Linked DNA regions of Homo sapiens: region 2 is linked to region 1. A link is an interaction called in ENCODE POLR2A ChIA-PET data of the cell type or tissue named here. Cell type or tissue: IMR-90. All regions are shown on one strand.

Evidence for each region. Peaks named below come from ENCODE experiments on the same cell type or tissue, not always from the same donor. Only the 100,000 strongest peaks of a DNase experiment are listed, where the experiment ranks them.
Region 2: POLR2A ChIA-PET joins it to region 1 with 7 read pairs; 5 of 35 experiments call an interaction of 5 or more read pairs at or near these places.

The regions. Positions count from the first base shown.
Region 1 is chr3:49,971,318-49,976,317 of GRCh38, reverse strand. It overlaps RBM6 (RNA binding motif protein 6), which reads right to left. Exons shown (of 21, transcript NM_005777.3): 4 at 4,170-4,259; 5 at 926-995. Among named protein-coding and RNA genes, the nearest start is that of RBM6, 34 kb to the right of the region's middle. In IMR-90, no CTCF peak of the experiment used is centred here; a DNase peak (open chromatin) is centred at 2,827; H3K27ac peaks cover 669 bases.
Region 2 is chr3:50,055,060-50,060,059 of GRCh38, reverse strand. RBM6 (RNA binding motif protein 6) reads right to left here. Exons shown (of 21, transcript NM_005777.3): 9 at 2,057-2,332; 10 at 1,498-1,658; 11 at 314-411. Among named protein-coding and RNA genes, the nearest start is that of RBM5, 31 kb to the left of the region's middle. In IMR-90, no CTCF peak of the experiment used is centred here; no DNase peak of the experiment used is centred here.

The sequences.
Region 1 (5,000 bases):
CCTCTGCAGAAGCATTCTGAAGAAGTTATCTAGTTAATGCAAAATTTTTATCCCATGATAAACTGCTAATAGTAAATTATATCCTCAAAATATGACATGTTCTTACTTGAAGATGTCTTTAACTGAATTACTGAAATTCTAAGTTCTGTGAAGACTCATGCTCTATTCCCTTCCATTTAAAATTCTGCAAAATAGGTCACCTAAAGATTACCTTTATTTTTAAATAAATAAACTTATTATTATACATAGTTCTAAAAATATTGGTCAAAAACCTTGAGTTCTTGGCATTTCACCTTTGCCTACTTTTACTGTAGTAAGATTTAAAGGAAATGACTGAAATTGGTACTGTGAAATACAACTAGGAGGATATTCTGAAAAGTTTAATCTACCATTCAGACCACAGAACAGATGTCAAAGGGAAAGCTCTTCTGGGTCTATTCATGGATTTCAACAAAATAACTGTAACAGGACTCCATTCTCAAAGCAAAACTGAAAATTAAACCACTAATTTGTACAATTTCTCTGGGAAGTCATAAATTTTACTGAAGCAATGAATGTAAAATTTTACATACAACAAGCTTATTAAATCCTATTAGGCTCAAGCATAAACATTCCACCACCATGAAGAACATGCATAGCAAGTTTAATAATTATATAAAATATATTCAAGGCAATTGCTGCAACACTCTATATATCACAGGCATTCAGAAGAACTGGAACATGCATCCTCATCACCCATGTGTGGACAAACATCCACAAAGAACCACAGCTAAAACTAAAGCTGGTTGTTATTTGGAGGCACCAACGGGAGGCTTCTGGAAATTTTAATTGTGGTTTCTTGAAACAAATTTTAAGTAGCACATGATGCAGAGATCTGACAAAGACCCTTCCTAACCCAAGGCCATATGCAAGTCAAGAAACTCACCTGTGTTATACTCCTTCAACTGCAAGTTCTTTACAGGCATGCCATCAGGAGTCCGAAAAGCATTAAGAATCTGCAAAAATATGGCATTTATACAAATGATACAAATCATAATCAAACACTGAATATCAGATTTTCCCTAACAGTTTTTATCATACATAATTTAAAGCCATGATTACTTTGGAAAAGCAAAGTTAAACTATGAACACTCAAGGCATTCACATATTGAATGAGTAGAACATAATTATTCAAAAATTGGTGGGATGCAGTGGCTCCTGCCTATAATCCCAGCACTTTGGGAGGCCAAGGTGAGAGGATTGCTTAAAGCCACATGTTTGAGACAAGCCTGGGCAACATAGTGAGACCCTATCTCTAAAAAAAAAAAAAAAATTCTTAATTAGCCAGGAGAGACCGGGCGTGGTGGCTCACACATGTAATCCCAGCACTTTGGGAATCCAAGGCGGGTGGATAACCTGAGGTCAGGAGTTCGAGACCAGCCTGGCTAACATGGTGAAACCCCATTTCTACTAAAAATACAAAAATTAGCCTGGTGTGGTGGCACACACCTGTAATCCCAGCTACTTGGAAGGCTGAGGCAGGAGAATCACTTGAACCTGGAAGGCTGAGGCTGCAGTGAGCTGAGATCATGACACTGCACTCCAGCCTGGGCAACAGAGCGAGACACTATCTTTAAAAAAAAAAAAAAAAAAAAAAAAAAAAAATTGGCCGGGCACGGTGGCTCACGCCTGTAATCCCAGCACTTTGGGAGGCCGAGGTGGGCAGATCACAAGGTCAGGAGATTGAGACCATCCTGGCTAACACGGTAAAACCCCGTTTCTACTAAAAAATACAAGAAATTAGCCAGGCGTGGTGGCGGGCACCTGTAGTCCCAGCTACTTGGGAGGCTGAGGCAGAAGAATGGCGTGAACCCGGGAGAAGGAGCTTGCAGTGAGCCAAGATCGCACCACTGCATTCCAGCCTGGGCAACAGAGCGAGACTCCATCTCAAAAAAAAAAAAAAAATTAGCCAGGAGTACTGGCTCACACCTATAATCCCAGCTACTCGGGAGGATAGTTTGAGCCCAGGAGTTTGAGGCTGTAGTGAGCCTTGATTGGGCCATTGCACTCCAGTCTGGAGTACCCTGTCTCAAAAATAAATAAATAAATATTTAAAAATTCTCAGGTACATAGGAAAAGCAGGGCCAGAAGCGGTGGCTCACATCTGTAATCCTAGCACTTTGGGAGGCCGAGACAGGCGGATCATGACGTCAGGGGATCGAGACCATCCTAGCTAACACGGTGAAACCCCGTCTCTACTAAAAATACAAAAACTTAGCCGGGCGTGGTGGCACATGCCTGTAGTCCCAGCTACTCAGGAGGCTGAGGCAGGAGAACCATTTGAACCCGAGAGGCGGAGGTTGCAGTGACCCAAGATTGTGCCACTGCACTCCAGCCTGGGTGACAGAGCAAGACTCTGTCTCAAAAACAAACAAACAAACAAACAAACAAAATGCTGGGCGCGGTGGCTCATGCGTGTAATCTCAGCACTTTGAGAGGCCGAGGCGGGTGGATCACTTGAGGTCAGGAGTTCAAGATCAGCCTGACCAAGATGGTGAAACCCCATCTCTACTAAAAATACAAAAATCAGCTGGGTGCAGTGGCAGGTGCTTGTAATCCCAGCTACTTGGGAGGCTGAGGCAGGAGAATCTCTTGAACCCTGGCGGCAGAGGTTGCAGTGAGCCGAGATCGCGCCACTGCACTCCAGCCTGGGTGACAGAGTGAGACTCTGTCTCAAAAAAAAAAAAAAAAAAAGAAAAGCAGAAGAGCATAACCTTCAAAGGCTTAAGCTCTGAAATCATACTGTGTGCATTCCAAGCTCTCTGCTCACTTGCTGTGTAACCTTTTAGTGTCCAGTTTCTCATGTGTTAAATATAAAATGATGTACTGGGTTCATTACAGTCCAGGGCCACAGCACTTCCTCAGCATGAACTGCCTGGGCAGTTCATTTCCCCATATTCATATAAACTGTTCTCTCACGGCATTCAAGCCTGGGCTCGAATGCCTCTTCCTCAGTGATGTCTCCCTAACTACACAATACAAAAAACAGCCCCATTAGCATGCATGCCCGTGGTCCCAGCTACTCAGGAGGCTGAGGTGGTAGGATCGATTGAGCCCAAGAGGTAGAAGCTGCAGTGAGCCGTGATTGTGCCACTGCACTCCAGCCTGGGCAACAAAGTGAGACGCTGCCTCAAAAAAATCAAAAATGGGCTGGGCTTGGTGGCTCATGCCTGTAATGGCAGTACTTTGGGAGGCAGAAGCAGGGAGATAACCTGAGGTCAGGAGTTCAAGACCAGCCTGACCAATGTGGTGAAACTCCGTCTCTACTAAAAGTACAAAAATTAGCTGGGCGTGGTGGTGTGTGCCTGTAGTCCCAGCTACTCGGGAGGCTGCGGCAGGAGAACTGCTTGAACTGGGGAGGTGGAGGTTGCAGTGCACCAAGGTCGCGCCACACACTCCAGCCTGGGCGACAAAGCAAGACTCTGTCTCCGAGTTACAGGCCGAGCTACCATGCCCCGCCTGTACTTTAGTTTTCTTCAGAGTATTTATTTGCTGACTAAAATTGTGTAATCCTTTTGCTTGCTTTTTCATTATCCATGGAGGCAGTGACTTGATAATATACACTGCTGTGTCACTCAGTATCTAGAACAATTACATACAGTAATGCTTAATATTTAGAGTGATTATATTAAATATGTGATAATTAAATGAACTAATGCTTGTAAGTATCACACAATGCCTGGCACAGAGCGAGCACTGCCATAAGTTCAGACTTAATTTAGTCAGCCAATCCTTTGATACAGGGCAGTTAGGCAGTTTCTAGTTTTTACTATTGTAAATAAACTGCATCCTTATGTACATACTCCAGAAATAATATGCTCTAAAGGATGTGATCAGGTCTAAAGAGAGCAATCATTTGTCATAATTTTTTTTAACCTCACCTCAGTGAGTGCATGTATAAATGGTGAAATCTGAATAAACTTTATGTATTATACCAGGGTCAATTTCCTGGTTTAGATACTATACCACAGTTGTGCAAAATATTAACACTGAGGGAAGATGGGAAAAAAATACACAAGACTTCTCTGTGCATTTCTTTGCACCTTCTTGTGAATCTACAATTTTTCAAATTAAAAGGTTTTTTTAATTTTTAATTGACACAGAGAAACAGGAGAGAAGACATGCCTTACCTCTTCTTTTGTGGCATCTTCAGGTACCCCACTTAATCGAATAAGCCTGCTGGGTTTCTCCTCACTTGGGCCGGTCCTATAATCTTGATCCTTAAATTGAGAATGAAAAATTATTTCACAAATATACTTTACTGCACAAAACACAAATCAACATGAAATTTAGCCACTCAGGATCAAAAATGATAATGACATGTCACGTGAAGATATAAAAAATTACAATTTTCTCTATTGTTCTGAGTGCCAGAATGTGACTTCAAATCATAAGAATGTAAATGTGCTAAGACCAAGTCTCACTGAAAGAGTCTTCAAAGTAAAGCAAAACATTACGAGAGACAAGACTGAGTAAGACTTTAATAACCAGAAAGACACACTAACATAGTCTCAAAACAGTAATTTTCTCAGCCTAGCCAACATGGTAAAACCGTCTCTACTAAAAATACAAAAATTAGCCAACTGTGCTGTGCACGCCTGTGGTCCCAGCTACTCAGGAGGCTGAGGCGGAAGAATCACTTGAACCTGGGAGGCAGAGGTTTCAGTGAGCCAAGATTGTGCCACTGCACTCCAGCCTGGGTGACAGAGCGAGACCCCCGTCTCAAAAAAAAAGAAAAATTTCCCTGGTCTGAGAGCTGGAGAATGGGCTGTAAACTAGCAGTACTTCATACCTCTGGTGAGAGAAGATGACTAGATAATGTCTTTTTTTTTTTGAGACAGAGTGTCGCTCTGTCGCCCAGGCTGGAGTGCAGTGGCACAATCTCAGCCCACTGCAGCCTCCGCCCCCCAGGTTCAAGCAATTCTCCTGCCTCAGCCTCCCAAGTAGTTGGGATTACAGGC
Region 2 (5,000 bases), 84 kb before region 1:
GCTCCCCATCTCGCCTCAGCCTCTTTAGTAGCTTGGAATAGAGATATGTGCTACCACGCCAGGCCATTTGGGACCCAAAGATACCAGACAGTCAAAAGGGAAAGGACAAAAGTACCTAGTATTATTCAAGAAAGAAAACAATTCGAGAGTCAGGACAAGTCAGGCTTCAGAAAGAAACTGTAATAAACACCTATCTGAAGCAGTCCATGTTAGGAAAACATCATGCTTTACTGTTTTTCCAGCCAGGAAAAGGAGTTTCCTCTCAAAAACACAAGTGGGGGCAGCACAAGAGATCCTCACCCTTCTGCCTTACCTTCGTTTTCCAGTGGCCAGGTTTACAGCTACCATCTTCCCATCAATGCTAAATGGCGGATCAAGGTTCTGTAAGATCTTCACCACACGAAGAGCTTCCTATAGAACCAGACACACTTGAACCCAGAGACAGAAAATGCCAGAACCCAAAGACAGAAAAATTCTCCTTTGAAAGAGAAGTGAACGTGGATTTTCCTTCTCAGAGGATAAATTTACTACATTATATTCTGTCAAAATTTTAACAGTAAGAGCATACTGGCAGAAACAGGCAACTTTTAATGAAGGACTGATTGGAACAGGAATCAGAATAGATGTCAGTTCTGGCATAAACTTCAGAAATTCAAATCCTCTTCTTTTAGGTTGCAATTATCATCAATCAGATTCAGTTTACAAAGTCCCTTGTGACTTTTGAGCATGAAAAATCTAAGAAATACCAATGACTTTCATTATCTTCACCTTACTTCCATAGAAAAAGGCCCCGCAACTAAAAATTTAAGCCACAGGAATCTATAAATACTTTGAGGAAAAAGAGGAAATGTTTTATCATCAAATATAAAACCATCTGTGGCTGGACAAAATAAATCAGAAAGTTCACTAAAATCATGAAGGATTCAGTACTCAGATTCTTCACAAGCGAGTAAGTTGGAAACAGTAAATGACACAAGAAAAAAATGAACCTAGAAAACCAGACGGGATCCTAACTTTTGAGGGCTGTCACCTGACCTGAATGAACAATAAACCCAAAGGAGAGAGCAAGAGGGATTATGATATCAGGTAGCACACAAGAATTCAAATGATCAAGAAGTCCCTCAAATTTTTTTTTTTTTTTTTTGAGACAGAGTCTCGCTCTGTCACCCAGGCTGAAGTGCAGTGGCGCGATCTCGGCTCACTGCAAGCTCCGCCTCCGGAGTTCACGCCATTCTCCTGCCTCAGCCTCCCGAGTAGCTGCGACTACAGGCGCCTGCCACCACGCCCAGCTAATTTTTCTGTATTTTTTAGTAGAGACAGGGTTTCACCGTGTTAGCCAGGATGGTCTTGATTTCCTGACCTCGTGATCCACCCACCTCGGCCTCCCAAAGTGCTGGGATTACAGGCGTAAGCCACCAGGCCCGGCCCCCAGTCAAACCTTCTTGAAGGTTCTTTAGCCATCTGTCTCTAGGCCAATCCAAGGTGGAGGAAACTCACCGCATGGGAGTCGAGGTCAATAAAGCCATAGGTATGCCCCATAGGGCCTGTTCTGTTCTTGATGATACGGACGTTGGCAGTAGTAAGGCGGACATAGGGCTCCAGCACTTCCACTATCACCTCAGGTGGTGTGGAACGATAGATACGCTTTAGCATGATAGCTGAATCAACCATAAATGGGAGAAGGGCAACACAAGGGAGAGAAAGATAAATTTTTGAAGTCCCAAGAATCTGACTGTCATTTTTTACTATAGATGCTACTAGCAAGGCTGGTTCTGTAAAAAAATGCTAAACAAATAAATACTGCATACTTTTCTTCACCAATACTTAGAAATCTAAAATCATGCCTTACTGCATTCATATAGCAATTTACTATTTGAAGGGCATAGATTCCTTTAAGCAGTACAGGAAGGTCCACAGACAGCAATGGCCTCTGTCATCAGGTCATGCACAGATCTCTCAGGGTACTGGAAAGCAGATAGCTCCCGGACATAACATTGGCCATCTATGCTCCATTGTGATGATCACAGTCTGGTATGTGCCCTGACAAACTACTTACTTTTGCTCTCTCCATCCTGGCGTGTCTCTCCAGACCATGACTCCCTCTCTCGGTCTCTTCGGAAAGTTGGCCCTTCCCTTCGAGAAGGAGGCAGATACCTTTCTGCTTCTCTCTTTTGATGTCCTAAGCGTGACTCTTGGCCTTCTTCCCTCTTCCTGGGTTCAGGTTCCTTATCAGCTGGTCTTAGGGGCTGGTTGGGCTGTTTTTCCAATGGTGCTGGTATGGATGTTTTCTGAGGCTGAGGGTAGGTTATTAATTCTTGCTTGGCCTCTGTCACTAGTGGAACAGAAACAAAGAGAATCTCTAGAAAGCTTTATCAAAAAAAAAAAAAAAGAAAAAACACTGCTACTGTAATTTCTCCTTACCTGCCAGCAAATACTCATACTGGAATGCCTTTTTTTTTTTTTTTTTTTTTTGAGACGGAGTTTTGCTCTTGTTGCCCAGCTGAAGTGCAATGGCATGATCTTGGCTCACTGCAACCTCTGCCTCCCGGGTTCAAGCGATTCTCCTGCCTCAGCCTTCAGAGTAGCTGGGATCACAGGTGCCCACCACCACGCCCAGGTAATTTTTTGTATTTTTAGTAGAAACGAGGTTTCACCATGTTGGCCAGGCTGGTCTCGAACTCCTGACCTCAGGTGATCCACTTGCCTCGGCCTCCCAGAGTGCTGGGATTACAGGTGTGAGCAAACACGCCCGGCCTGGAATGCTTTTAATATTATCTCAGAAATATCTAATAAAAAGTCCTCTGACAGTTCCTGACAAAATATTTTAAGTGAAGCTGAGACAGGACATGAAATAGTTCACAGAAGAAACTATCCAAGCATTTAAAAAATGTAATCTTATGAAATCTCTATATCACCTACTAAACATTTAAATATAACAAATCCTTCATGACACCTTGAACCTGACTATCATAATCAATGATAACAACACATCTGGGGACAAAATTACCGAAGATATGGCCCTTACTTAAGGTTTAGTAGAAACACATATCCCAAACACACATCTAGAAGCCTTGCTTCTTCCAGTGTTACAGTGCTCAAACAGCTACTCATATCCTGTAAGACCACAGGCCCTCCTCCAGTGAAGCTAGGAACAGACCCTATCTGCACGTAGCTCCTTTATATGCAAATAAACATAATGGGCAGACGTCCTTCAAAATATAAATGATTTATTTCAAATGTCCTACTACAGCAGGATAATTTGTCTTTATAGTTTGTTTTATAATTAGGGGCACATTCTTGTAACTAATTCATTCTTGGAGGGTTCACTGGAATCCATGTGGCTCAAAAAGAGGTATTATATGAGAGCAATATAGAGATTACATAATAGCAGTGACAGGTTTCCAGATTAAAGCTGTCTCATCTTAGTGGTATGGTGCCCAGTGGTTTTCATACACTATCTATTCATGGCCGGGAGCGGTGGCTCACGCCTGTAATCCCAGCACATTGGGAGACTGAGGCGGGCAGATCACGAGGTCAGGAGATCGAGACCATCCTGGCTAACACAGTGAAACCCTGTCTCTACTGAAAATACAAAAAATTAGCTGGGCACGGTGGCGGGTGCCTGTAATCCCAGCTACTTGGGAGGCTGAGGCAGGAGAATGGCGTGAACCTGGGAGGCAGAGCTTGCAGTGAGCCGAGATTGCGCCACTGCACTTCAGCCTGGGTGACAGAGCAAGACTCCGTCTCAAAAAAAAAAAGAAAAAAAACAAAAAACTATCTATTCATTTGCTGGAATAGCTTTGAAAAAAAGTGTTTCTTGTGGGGGGAAAAAAACACAACTTTGCCTAACCTGAAGTGACCTAACAAGCAAAAATCTCAGTTGTTCATCCTCCTTCCCACATTTTGGTTTGGTTTCTAGAACATACACAGCCTTCCCCTAAAGATTTTCAGAACACCTGCCTTTCAGTCTTCACCAGAGTAAAATCTCCACAAGAGGACAAAAGCCCACCTAAGAAACTCCTTGTAGGCACATTAAACTCTAACCTTGCAACAAACAGAAGGCTACCTGAATCCCTGCACTGAACTATATTTTATGGTCATGCTGTGGCTTTCCTTAAGGGATGACTACAGGACTGTTGTTATGGATGCATGTGTCTGACTCTTCGAAGTTGCCTACCTGAAATTTCTCTAAAGAAATTTACATTAAAGATAAGTGCTTGAGAAGCTGGTAGTTTTATTCCTCTAAAATAATAAAATGTTCCCCACATCCTGATTATTTTCTCCTATTTATGTTTTTACTGTTATTTTAACAAATGTTTTTCTCTTGAAAATCCTGAAATGCTTACAGAATGTAAAAGAGAAAACAATAGAGCAAATGATTCCCAATAACTTCAAAGAAGTAGGAGTGGGAGAAAGGTTTGCCACACAGACTGATGTCATAAAGACTCTTTTTCAACCTAACATCCTTAATCCTTAAATGTATTCCAAATAACAATATACTGACCTCTGCTCAGCTGCCCACTTAGCCACTTTAGCCTAGGAGCCCACAACCCTATCTCTTTCCTCTGGTGAAAATAAGATCTGAAATCATTTACTAACAGGTTACGTTAAGTTGGGCACCAAACTGCAATTTTTTTTTTCTCACTCTGTTGCCTAGGCTGGAGTGCAGTGGCGAGATCTCAGCTCACTGCAACCTCTGACTCCTGGGTTCAAGCGATTCTAGTGTCTCAGCCTCCCAAGGAGCTGGGATTCCAAGCATGTGCCACCACACCTGTGGCTAATTTTTGTAATTTTAGTAGAGACAGGGTTTCGGCATGTTGGTCAGGCTGGTCTTGAACTCCTGACCACAGGTGATCCACCTGCCTTGGCCTCCCAAAGTGCTGGGATTACAAGCGTTAGCCACCATGCCTAGCTCAAATTGCACTTTTGAAAGGTTTGGGCCGGTCGTGGTGGTTCACGCCTGTAATCGCAGCACTTTGGGAGGCTGAGGCAGACAGATC